Linked DNA regions of Homo sapiens: region 2 is linked to region 1. Evidence: chromatin loops called from intact Hi-C (ENCODE). Cell type or tissue: IMR-90. All regions are shown on one strand.

The links. Peaks named below come from ENCODE experiments on the same cell type or tissue, not always from the same donor. Only the 100,000 strongest peaks of a DNase experiment are listed, where the experiment ranks them.
Region 2: a loop joins it to region 1, with 4 times the contacts of the local background. A loop is called at or near these places in 4 of 110 quality-filtered maps.

The regions. Positions count from the first base shown.
Region 1 is chr5:33,420,751-33,425,750 of GRCh38, forward strand. TARS1-DT (TARS1 divergent transcript) reads right to left here. Exons shown (of 3, transcript XR_001742630.2): 2 at 3,228-3,396. Among named protein-coding and RNA genes, the nearest start is that of TARS1-DT, 17 kb to the right of the region's middle. In IMR-90, a CTCF peak has its summit at 2,490 (motif pointing left); a DNase peak (open chromatin) is centred at 2,481.
Region 2 is chr5:32,506,049-32,511,048 of GRCh38, forward strand. LOC124900954 (a long non-coding RNA gene) reads left to right here. Exons shown (of 5, transcript XR_007058719.1): 1 at 1-69. Among named protein-coding and RNA genes, the nearest start is that of ZFR, 64 kb to the left of the region's middle. In IMR-90, no CTCF peak of the experiment used is centred here; DNase peaks (open chromatin) are centred at 973 and 2,283; H3K27ac peaks cover 2,131 bases.

The DNA of each region.
Region 1 (5,000 bases):
TCCATTGTGTAACCTTTAGGAAACGACTTAGTTAAAAATAAGAAACTTTTAAAAAATAGAATTTTCTCACCCAGATATTTAATTGGTTTATTTGCAGAGATAAAATGTCCTTCTCTGATCTAAAGATGAACTTCCAAATTACATGAAAATTCATACAGAATGAGAAAATTTACTAAATTCAAAAAATGATGTTTTCGGGATTGGAGTTGTTGAAAAATAGCATCAAGATTTGAGCAATGGGAGGAGGTTTTCACTGTTAATTATTTTATCGCTAACATTTTGTCCAATTTAAGATAAATTTATTTTCTTTCCTAGATGGCTCTGGGATTAAAGCAAGTCTCAAACTCGAGGTAGAGTTTTGTAGCCAAGTTACAAGAGCTTGACAAAGTTTATCATGGGAACGCTGACGCCACCTTACAACAATGTGACTAGCACCACTATAATGTTATCAAAATATGTGGGAAATAATTTGTTTCAGTAATAGAGAAGAGAATATAAAATTGCCACACTGAAATAAAGTACATTTTCTAATTGTTTGCTGATTCTAACACAACAATTTTGCAAAACATGAAGTAATTTGAGGGAATGTAGAAATCCAGTTAGCACATACATGAGAGATATGGGCACGTGATATCCAACTTGTCTTGCTCCCTCTCTGAAACCAACTGGAATATTCCTGCAACATGCAACTTTTGTTTTTTAAGTATAAGTTCATCAAGAGGATTTAAAAAGAGGTAGAAAAATACTGAAGCCTGACCACAGAAAACAGGAAAAACAGCCGAAGGCCTCAATTTTCCAACCCAGGAATAGATAAAAAATACAACTGAAAATAGCTCAAGAAAGATATTACACAGGTCCTGGCTTTCCTTCATTTTGGAAGTGAGCAGGGAAAGCAGAACAAAGATGGGGAGAACGAATGCAAGAGCTGGTCTCTTACGGTCGCAAAGCTCCATCCTATTTGGATAGCCATGGTTTTACCTGCATTCATGACACATCACATCTCAGTATTGATTCAGAGAGTGGTCCCATTTTCTCATCTCTGGAAGAATCTCTGTGATCACTTCTTAACTTTTGGAAAGTAGATTAGTCCAGCTACTTCATCATCCACAGAGAAGTTAACCTCTGGGCTTCCCATATGTTCTAGCTCTTTAATGTTGAGCTCTTCCAGTTTCCGTAGCTCATCTCCACAGGGAGAGCTCTTCTTGGGAGAATGTGTCCATTCACGTTTTCTAACTATCATCATCTTGATAGCTTACAACTATATAGAACTTTCCATTTTCCACAACTCCTTCAAATATCCAACAGCACCTCTGTGCAGTAGTATTATTCTTCTCAGTTTACTGAGGCAACAGAGCCAGTATTAACAGGCTCACTATTTATATACATAATCCAACCTTACACTCACTCTGGAAAAAGGATTTATTGTAACTTCACAGTTATAAGAATTACATAAATGACTTCCCTATATAAGCAATATTTAACTGCTTTTGGACACCAAGACTTCATTTTGAACATTTTGTAGAAAATCCTTCTCAAAAGGCTTGTATGTCACAAAGCACTGTCAATATAATTTAACCTGTTCTCGAAGACACAAGGTTGTAATCAGAAACATCTGTTATTTTGTAATGATGTAAGATAGATTTGTTTCTTTGAGTCTAGCAATCCTCCCCTCTCCTCTTATCAGGCTATCTGCTGCAATTCTGCCTCTTACAGCCCTGTTTCTCTCTCAAATCCTCTCGCACAACTAAGTATTGGGAATCATAAATAAGAGAACCACAATTATTAAGAACTGCATGTTAGACAAAGTTCAAAGGATTACATAAAAATTAATGTTAATTAGTTTGGTTCAGAAACCTAAAAGTTATTTCACTTCTCAAAGAAAGCTGTTTTAAAAAACTTATTTTCTATCCAGAGCCATTTTAAGAAAAGAAAACCTGAAATTCCCAAAGTCCGAAATTCAGATAAGCTAGGTGTGTGTGAACTTTAATTTCCACTTTTATTCACATCTACCCAATTTCTTACATCATCCTGTAAATTATCTTCAAATAGGGTTTTAAGGCAGTCTAGTAATCTATGAGTAATAACTACTTTTTATCTATTGTTATTGATATTATATTGAATCATAGAATTTTTTAACAATTGGTTCCCCAAATTACTTTGAGTGATAGTTCAAGAAGAAAAAGAAAAAATTATCATTACCAAAGTTGACAGCTGATGTAAAAACATCATTTCAAACATCATTCATTTTAAAGAGAGATGGCTCCACTGGAATAGAAATCAGGAGGTCTGGTATTAATGCTAGCTAGCAGTGTGAATTTAGCTAAGTAATTTGATCTATCCAGTCCAAATAGTCTTTTTTTTTAATTAACAGATATGATTGAACAAATACAGTTTTTAAGGTCCTGCTCAACTCCCAGATCTTGATATTTACAAAAAAAAAAATTAGAATAGCAAAAATCTGTGACAAGCGTGACATCTAGTGGCTTTTCAGTTTATATACATCCTGACCTATCAAGAATTCCAACGAAGTCACCATTGATTACTATAGTCTCATGCATGCAAATATTTAGAATTTTTAACTTAGAGGAATCTAGGGGATCATATACTTCAACCTTCTCATTTTCCACTAGTGAAAACGGAGAACCAAAGTGGTAATTTTTGTCCATGCTTAAGGTCACAGAGGTAGAGGTTGCCCAAAGCCTACTGACTCCCAATCCAGCATGTTTGTCATTACATTTGTACCCTCAAAAGCCAAAGAAGGAAAGAAATAATACTTTAAAAAATTGTATTCCTTTGTACAAAATTATTTTCTAATATCAAACCTGTTAGTGATAATTACACTGTTTTGTAATGTTTGTTTACTTATTTAAGTTTTTCTATAAGTTTCATGAGGTTAGAAACCCCAGGCCTCACTCATCTTTGTAGCTCCAGCACCCAGGCCTATACTGACCCTATCACTGATGCCCTAATCTATCTATCTAGCTAGCTAGCTAGCTATCATCTATCTAATCTATCTCTATCATCTATCTAATCTATTATCTATCACCTATCTATCATCTCTATAAAGCAAGAATAGTACATTGTCAATATATCCTTTTTAAAATGTAGTGGGGAGTGTGTAATTTTATAAAATGAGCACATATTGTATATGATTTGTGTGACCAAAAGGAAAACACATTTATTGGGCTGGGTTTTCCCACCTTTCCTTTGAAAAACCAAGTATTTACCTTCTGCATTATTTTGGTGGGGCTGACCCAGTCTCCTGCAGTCCCAGTGAGTTCATGACCAAAGCTTGGCAAGTCTCCATTTGTCTTCCAGTGGGCACAGTGACTGGCTCAGGGACTTTTCCGGTAAAGCCACTGGGAAAGATGGCTCCTCTTCCTCTGGGATCTTGAGCTACAAAGATGTAAAGATAAAATAGAAAAATTAGTGGCCCTTTTCTCCTGGCACATGGAAATAGCTTTCGTAAAACTGAAGTTAGCACGTGAAGGGAAGCAGAGATAGAGACTGGATTCATCATTAAAGCCTCTGAATCTGGCCATGCCATTTTTTGTTTGTTTAAACTTGCTTGAGCGGGTTTCTGTCTCTTGAAATCAAGTGCTGATAATATTAAAATATATCACTCAAAGGCTGAGTGCAGTGGCTCATGCCTGTAATCCCAGCACTTTGGGAGGCCAAGATAGGTGGATACTTGACGTCAGGAGTTCGAGACCAGCCTGACCAATATGGTGAAACTCCATCTCTACTTAGAAAAAAAAAAAAAAAAATTAGCCAGGCATGGTGTCACGTGCCTGTAATCCCAGCTACTTGGAAGGCTGAGGAAGGAGAAGTGCTTACCTGGGAGGTGGAGGTTGCAGTGAGCTGAGATCATACCACTGCACTCCAGCCTGGGTTACAGAGCAAGACTCTTGTCTCCAAAAAAATAATAATAATTAAAATATATGACTCAAAAAAGCAATTTTTTGAGGACAAGCCTTTCAGTTCCCAACTGTTTCCATGCAAAACAAGGCAGTTTTATCAACTCAGCTTGAAAATAGGAAATCATATCCTAGATATGAGATACCAATTATCTCTTCCTCCTTCTCTTAATGCTTATATTGCAGCATCTGATTCAGCTATTGAAAATGTATTGCGAATCTTTTTTCAATCCTTTTTTTATCTTTAATTTTAGGTTTAGGGGTACATGTGCAGGTTTATTATATAGGCAAACTGTGTGTTTTGGAGGTTTAGCACACAGGTAATGTTGTCACCTGAGTAATAAGCATAGTACCTGATGGGTACTTTTCTGACCCTCTCCCTCCTCTTACCCTCTACCCTCAAGTAGGCCCCAGGGTCTGTTGTTCCTCTCCTAGTGGATCCATGTGTTCTCATTGTTTAGGCCCCATTTATAAGTGAGAACGTGAATATTCATTTTTCTGTTTCCTGCATTAGTTTGCTTAGGATAATGGCCTCCAGCTCCATCCATGTTGTCACAAAAGATGTGATCTTATTCTTTTTTGTGACTGCATAGTACTCCAGGGTGTATAGGCACCACATTTTCTTTATCTAGTCTACTGTTGATGGGCATTTAGGTTAATTCTGTCTTTGCTGTTGTGGATAGTGCTGCAATGAACATACCATGCATGTGTCTTTATAGTAGAATGATTTATATTCCTTTGGGTATATACCCAATAATGGAATTCCTGGGTCAAATAGTATTTCTGTTTAAAGAGCTTTGAGAAATCACCACACTGCTTTCCACAATGGCTGAACTAATTTACATTCCCACCAGCAGTGTATAAGCATTCCGTTTTATCCACAACCTTGCCAGCATCTGTTTTTTTTAAAATTTTTTTAATATTAGCCATTCTTACTGGTATGAGATGGTGTCTCATTTTGGTTTTGATTTACATTCCTCTAATTATTAGTGATGTTGAGCGTTTTTCATATGCTTATTGATTGCATGTATCTCTTCTTTGGAAAAGTGTTCATGTCCTTACCCCACTTTTTAATGGGGTTGT
Region 2 (5,000 bases), 910 kb before region 1:
GTTTCCTGAGGACATTGAGCATCTGGATCCAGCTGCAGCTGAAACTGATCCTACCCTAGGACTTTGCAGGTATATGTGGCTGTAAGTCTTCCCCCACCTCTTTATTCTCACCACTTTGCATTTGGGTTTCTGTCCCTCACACCTAATACAAGTGCCTTCAGAAAGCCCGGGAGGCTTGTCCAGGTCACTGTGCTGGGCAGAACAAAATGAGGGCAGCTATCTATCATTGCCTCGATGCTGCTCTTGCTGTGGATGAAGCCTGGAGGCTTATTTCCAGGTCATGTTTGACTCTGAGTACACAGCTGCCTCTGAGAAAGATTGCCAGGCAGGAGTCAGCAGCCAGAACTCAGCTCAACAATCGTGTTCAGTTCTGTGTTATTGTACAGCAGTGCTCTCCAAGGACACCCTTGAATAGAAATGAATGCACATAAAGGTCCAACATGCATTCAGGAAGCCAGAGTCTCCACTTGTGCCCATATGCAAAGGAATCATTGTTCTCAGACCCCCTGGTAGAGACAGCTCTCAGCTCACTGACATGAACTGATGTGAAAATGTTCTTTAAGTGGAAAGCAGCAGGAAGCAGCTGTTAAGGAGGTGGGCACTTAGAAAGGAGAGACCACTTTACCATTTATCCATTTGTCCAGCATACATTGATTGACCGCCTTCTATTGTGTTAGGGACAGAAATGCTAATAAAAGACAAAGTTCGTGCCCTCAGGAAGCATGCAGTTGAGTCAGGGAGTCAGCAAGAAAATCAACTGGTAAATAAATGTAATCATGATAATTTAAACGGAAATAATAGGAGAGTGCCATCTACCCAACAGCATAACTCTCTTCTTAGTTTGTAGAATCTGGATTTTATTCTAAAAGGCAGGATGCTCAGGTCCCTCCCCCAGGCTCAGGATTAACTATGATACATCTAAGCCAGTGATTCCAAATTTTGGCTTGCATGAGTCACATGGAGGGCTTGTTAAAACCAGGAATCCTGGGCCCCACTCCCAGAGTTTCTGATTCAGTAGGTCTAAGTGAAGCCTAAGAATTTGCATTTTTTTTTGTTGAGACAGAATCTCACTCTGTGATCTTGGCTCACTGCAACCTCTGCCTCCTGGGTTCAAGCAGTTCTCTTGCCTCAGCCTCTCAAGTAGCTGGGACTACAGGCATGCATCACCATGCCCAGCTAATTTTTGCATTTTTAGTAGAGATGGGGTTTCACCATGTTGGCCAGGGCTGGTCTTGAACTCCTGGACTCAAATGATCCACCTGCCTCGGCCTCCCACCCTGCTGGGATTACATGTGTAAGCCACCCTGCGTGCCCAAGAATTTGCATTTCTAACAAGTTCCCAAGTGACGCTGTTGCTGCTGGCCTGAAGATCACTAATCACAATCAAGCACAATCATCTGGTTTACCCCTTCTAGTATTTGGTTTAGGGTTAGGCACATGACCAAATTCTGGCTGATTAAATGAAAGGAAAAGTCAATGAAGTTTTAGGACAACTGTTTGCTTCTTGGTAAAATGTAAGATGGAAAGGAGGCCTATCTTTTCATCCCATCCTGGGTTCCAGAACTTTATCCTTAGTTCAGCTAAAACTGGGTTCTTGTCACACAACTAAGAAAGATTAGGCTTGTGGACACATAGAAGGGTGAGGAAAATGGAATTTATTGGGCAAAAAGGAAAAAGAAAGAAAAACTCTCAGCAAAGTGAGAGGGGGTCTTGCCAACAACCTCCCCCCTCACAGACTGAATCCCGGGTTACCACACAGGCACTGAAGAGGCCAGACTCTTCCCCCCTGCAAATGGTGTGAACTTCCCAAGGCTCCACCCGATCCTCCCAGTGCACAAGCAGGCATTATTCAGAATCAGCTGGGAAAGAGCAGGCTTCATTTGCGACCAGCAGACCGGTTTTTCAGCCTTCAGGCTGTTTTAGGCTTGAAGGCAGGGTTTCACTTGGGACTCTTGGCTGTCTTCTGTCTCTATCACCTGAAATGAGGTTATGTGGGGAGCTGCTGTTTAGAGCTACTGATATCATGTGATGATGTGCACTTGGCCAAGAGGCTTGCAAAAATCCTGATCCAGACCCCTGACATTGTTGAGGAGCTGAGCAAACCCTGGAACCACCCACCTCCGACTCTTTGTTGTGGAGAAATTAAATGTTGTTATTCCCGTTTTCCATCAGAGCTGGAAGTATCCCAACTGATTCAGAGGGCTATCAGTCTGAGGCTGAGTAGGATGGAGTATCAGGAAAGGCTTCCAAGAGGAAGTAGACTCACTCTTCTCCAGCTCTTCAGTGAGAACTATTCCCGTTTGTGCTTTGGCAAAATGACAAATGATGACACCCCATAGACTCACTTTGTAGACTAACTTTTGAATTGCCTGAATGAGGAATTTTAAATTTATGAATGTCAAGGGTTTATTTCATGTGTAAATAACTGTGTTGGAATGGAGATTGAGAAAACCATTAATTTTTTCTGTGGCGAAGTCCAGGAAAAATTTGTGAAGGAGGGCTGGGAGGGCCTGGCATGGTGGCTCATGCCTGTAATCCCAGCACTTTGGGAGGCCGAGACGGGCAGACCATTTGAGGTCAGAAACTTGAGACCAGCCTGGCCGACATGGTGAAACCCCATCTCTACTAAAATACAAAAATTAGCTGTGCGTGGTGATGCACGCTTGTAATCCCAGCTACTTGGGAGGCTGAGGCAGGAGAATCGCTTGAACCGGGGAGGAGGAGGTTGCAGTGAGCCGAGATCACACCACTGCGCTCCAGCCTAAGCGACAGAGCAAGACTTTGTCTCAAAAAAAAAAAAAAAACAACTTTGTGAGGGAGATGACATTGGGCCAGGCTACTGAGAGCTGATGGCACGGGTTGGGGAGTAATGTAGTGCTGGAATCTAGCAAAGTGTGTGGTGTATAATAAATACCCGTATGTTTCCAGGGCTTACCTAACCTTAAGAATATATCATCCAGAGGAAATGGCATGAACAGCAGCCCGAAGGCATGACAGTTTGGTGTCTCTGGCTATGAGTACACAGCTTGGTATGGTGATCTAGAGGTAGTATGGGTTAGACTGAGCCATGATATGAAAAAAGCAGGGAAGCATTGGAGTAGATTAAATTGGAAACCAAAATCACGGTTCTCAGTTGGGTTAACAACAACAGCAAATCCCAATCCTCAAAGACTTCTGAAACTCGGAAGGTGGTTGAGTTTCAAGAGGGTTGCCCAAGAAGAACTCTTGCCCAACAAGGGTTGGGTTGCCTCTCCTCTGCCTAAGGAGGCAGTCCTTCCCTTGGAGTAGGAATTGCTTCATGACCTGCTTCTCATTTTGCTATGCCACTAACCTAAATCCAAATACAACATGGCCTGGGGTGGAGCAGGGTGGGATTGAGCAGGATGTGAAATGACCAAGGATATGATAATAGAAAATGATCATTTGTGCAGCATGCTGGGTTAAATATGAGATTGCTTAGAGCTGGGAGTGGGCAGCCCAGGGGTTCCATTCACCCAGAACACAACCACAACAATGAGAACACTATTGCTACATATCTGTAACCTGTTGCTTATTTACATTTTCAAAAGCCCTGATGATGTTTCTAAGAATGAATTTCGAGGATGTATAAACAAGGCTCGTGGAATATAATTTTAGCTTGTGCTAGATTTAGTGATGTGGGTATAGTTATGCATTAGAGAAGACAGGAAGATCATTTCTGTTTGTGAAAATTGCCTTCAAAATAATTTAAAACAATGTTCATTAAAACAAGTTAGAAAGGTATAAGAAAGAAAATTAAATCACCTGAAATCTCATTACGTTGATAATACCTTAATAATTGTTCTAAGTTTGCTGCAGTTGGCTGATGTAGCCATGGATCCACTGCTGGTCCACTCGCGATAATAGGGAAAGGCCAGAAATAGCTTGGCATGACAGAGAGCAGTGGATCTCAGGCTGTGCGTAGTGGCTCATGCCTGTAATCCCAGCACTTTGGGAGGCCAGGGCAGGCAGATCACTTGAGGCCAGGAATTTGAGACCAGCCTGGGCAATATGGTGGAACCCCGTCTCTACAAAAATTAGCTGGTCATGGTGGCACGTGCTTGTAATCCCAGCTACTCGGGAGGCTGAGGCAGGAGAATTGCTTGAGCCCAGGAAGGGGAGATTGCAGTGAGCTGTGATTGCACCACTGCACTCCAGCCTGGTGACAGAGCAAGACCCTGTCTCAGAGAAAATGTTTAAAAAGGGAGCAGTGGATCTCAAACTGGCTGCACATCAAAATCTCCCGGGTGAGTTTAAAAAACACTGGTGTCTGAGCAATTTAGTCAGAATCTCTGAAAGTATAGGGCATATAGGCATCAGTGTGGTGTTTTTTGGGTTTGTTTTGTTTTTGTAGTTTGGGGGTGTGTGTGTGTGTGTGTGTGTGTGTGTGTGTGTGAGTGAGACAGGGTCTCACTCTGTTGCCCAGACTGGAGTGCAGTGGTGTGATCCTGGCTCACTGCATCCTCTGGCCCCCTGTGCTCAAGTGATCCTCACACCCTAGCCTCCTGAGTGGCTGGGACCACAGGTGCACACCACAATGCCAGCTATTTTTTTTTGTCTTTTTAGTAGAGACAGGGTCTTGCCATGTTGCCATGTTGCCCAGGCTGGTCTCCAACTCCTGAACTCAAGCAATCCTCCAACTTTGGCCTCCCAAAGTATTGGGATTATAGGTGTGAGCCACTGTGCCAGGCTGGCATCAGTGTTTTTTAAGCTTCTAGGTGATTCTAATAGGCAGACTGAGTTGGGAACAACTGATGTAAACAGAAGAATTCTAAAACGTTAGGAGACAGTTCTGGATTGGCTTTTTCAAGCCTGCTGTGTCAATCAGGAGTCCAGTCCAAAAAACATAAACCATTCTAGATATTTCAAGCAGAAAGGGATTGAATGCAGGGGACTGGTTACAAAGGTTTTGTAAGGGCTGGAGTTGCAAAATGGAGACATGGGTTTATCTAGAGATAAGGGACCTGCCACCACTTGGGGCT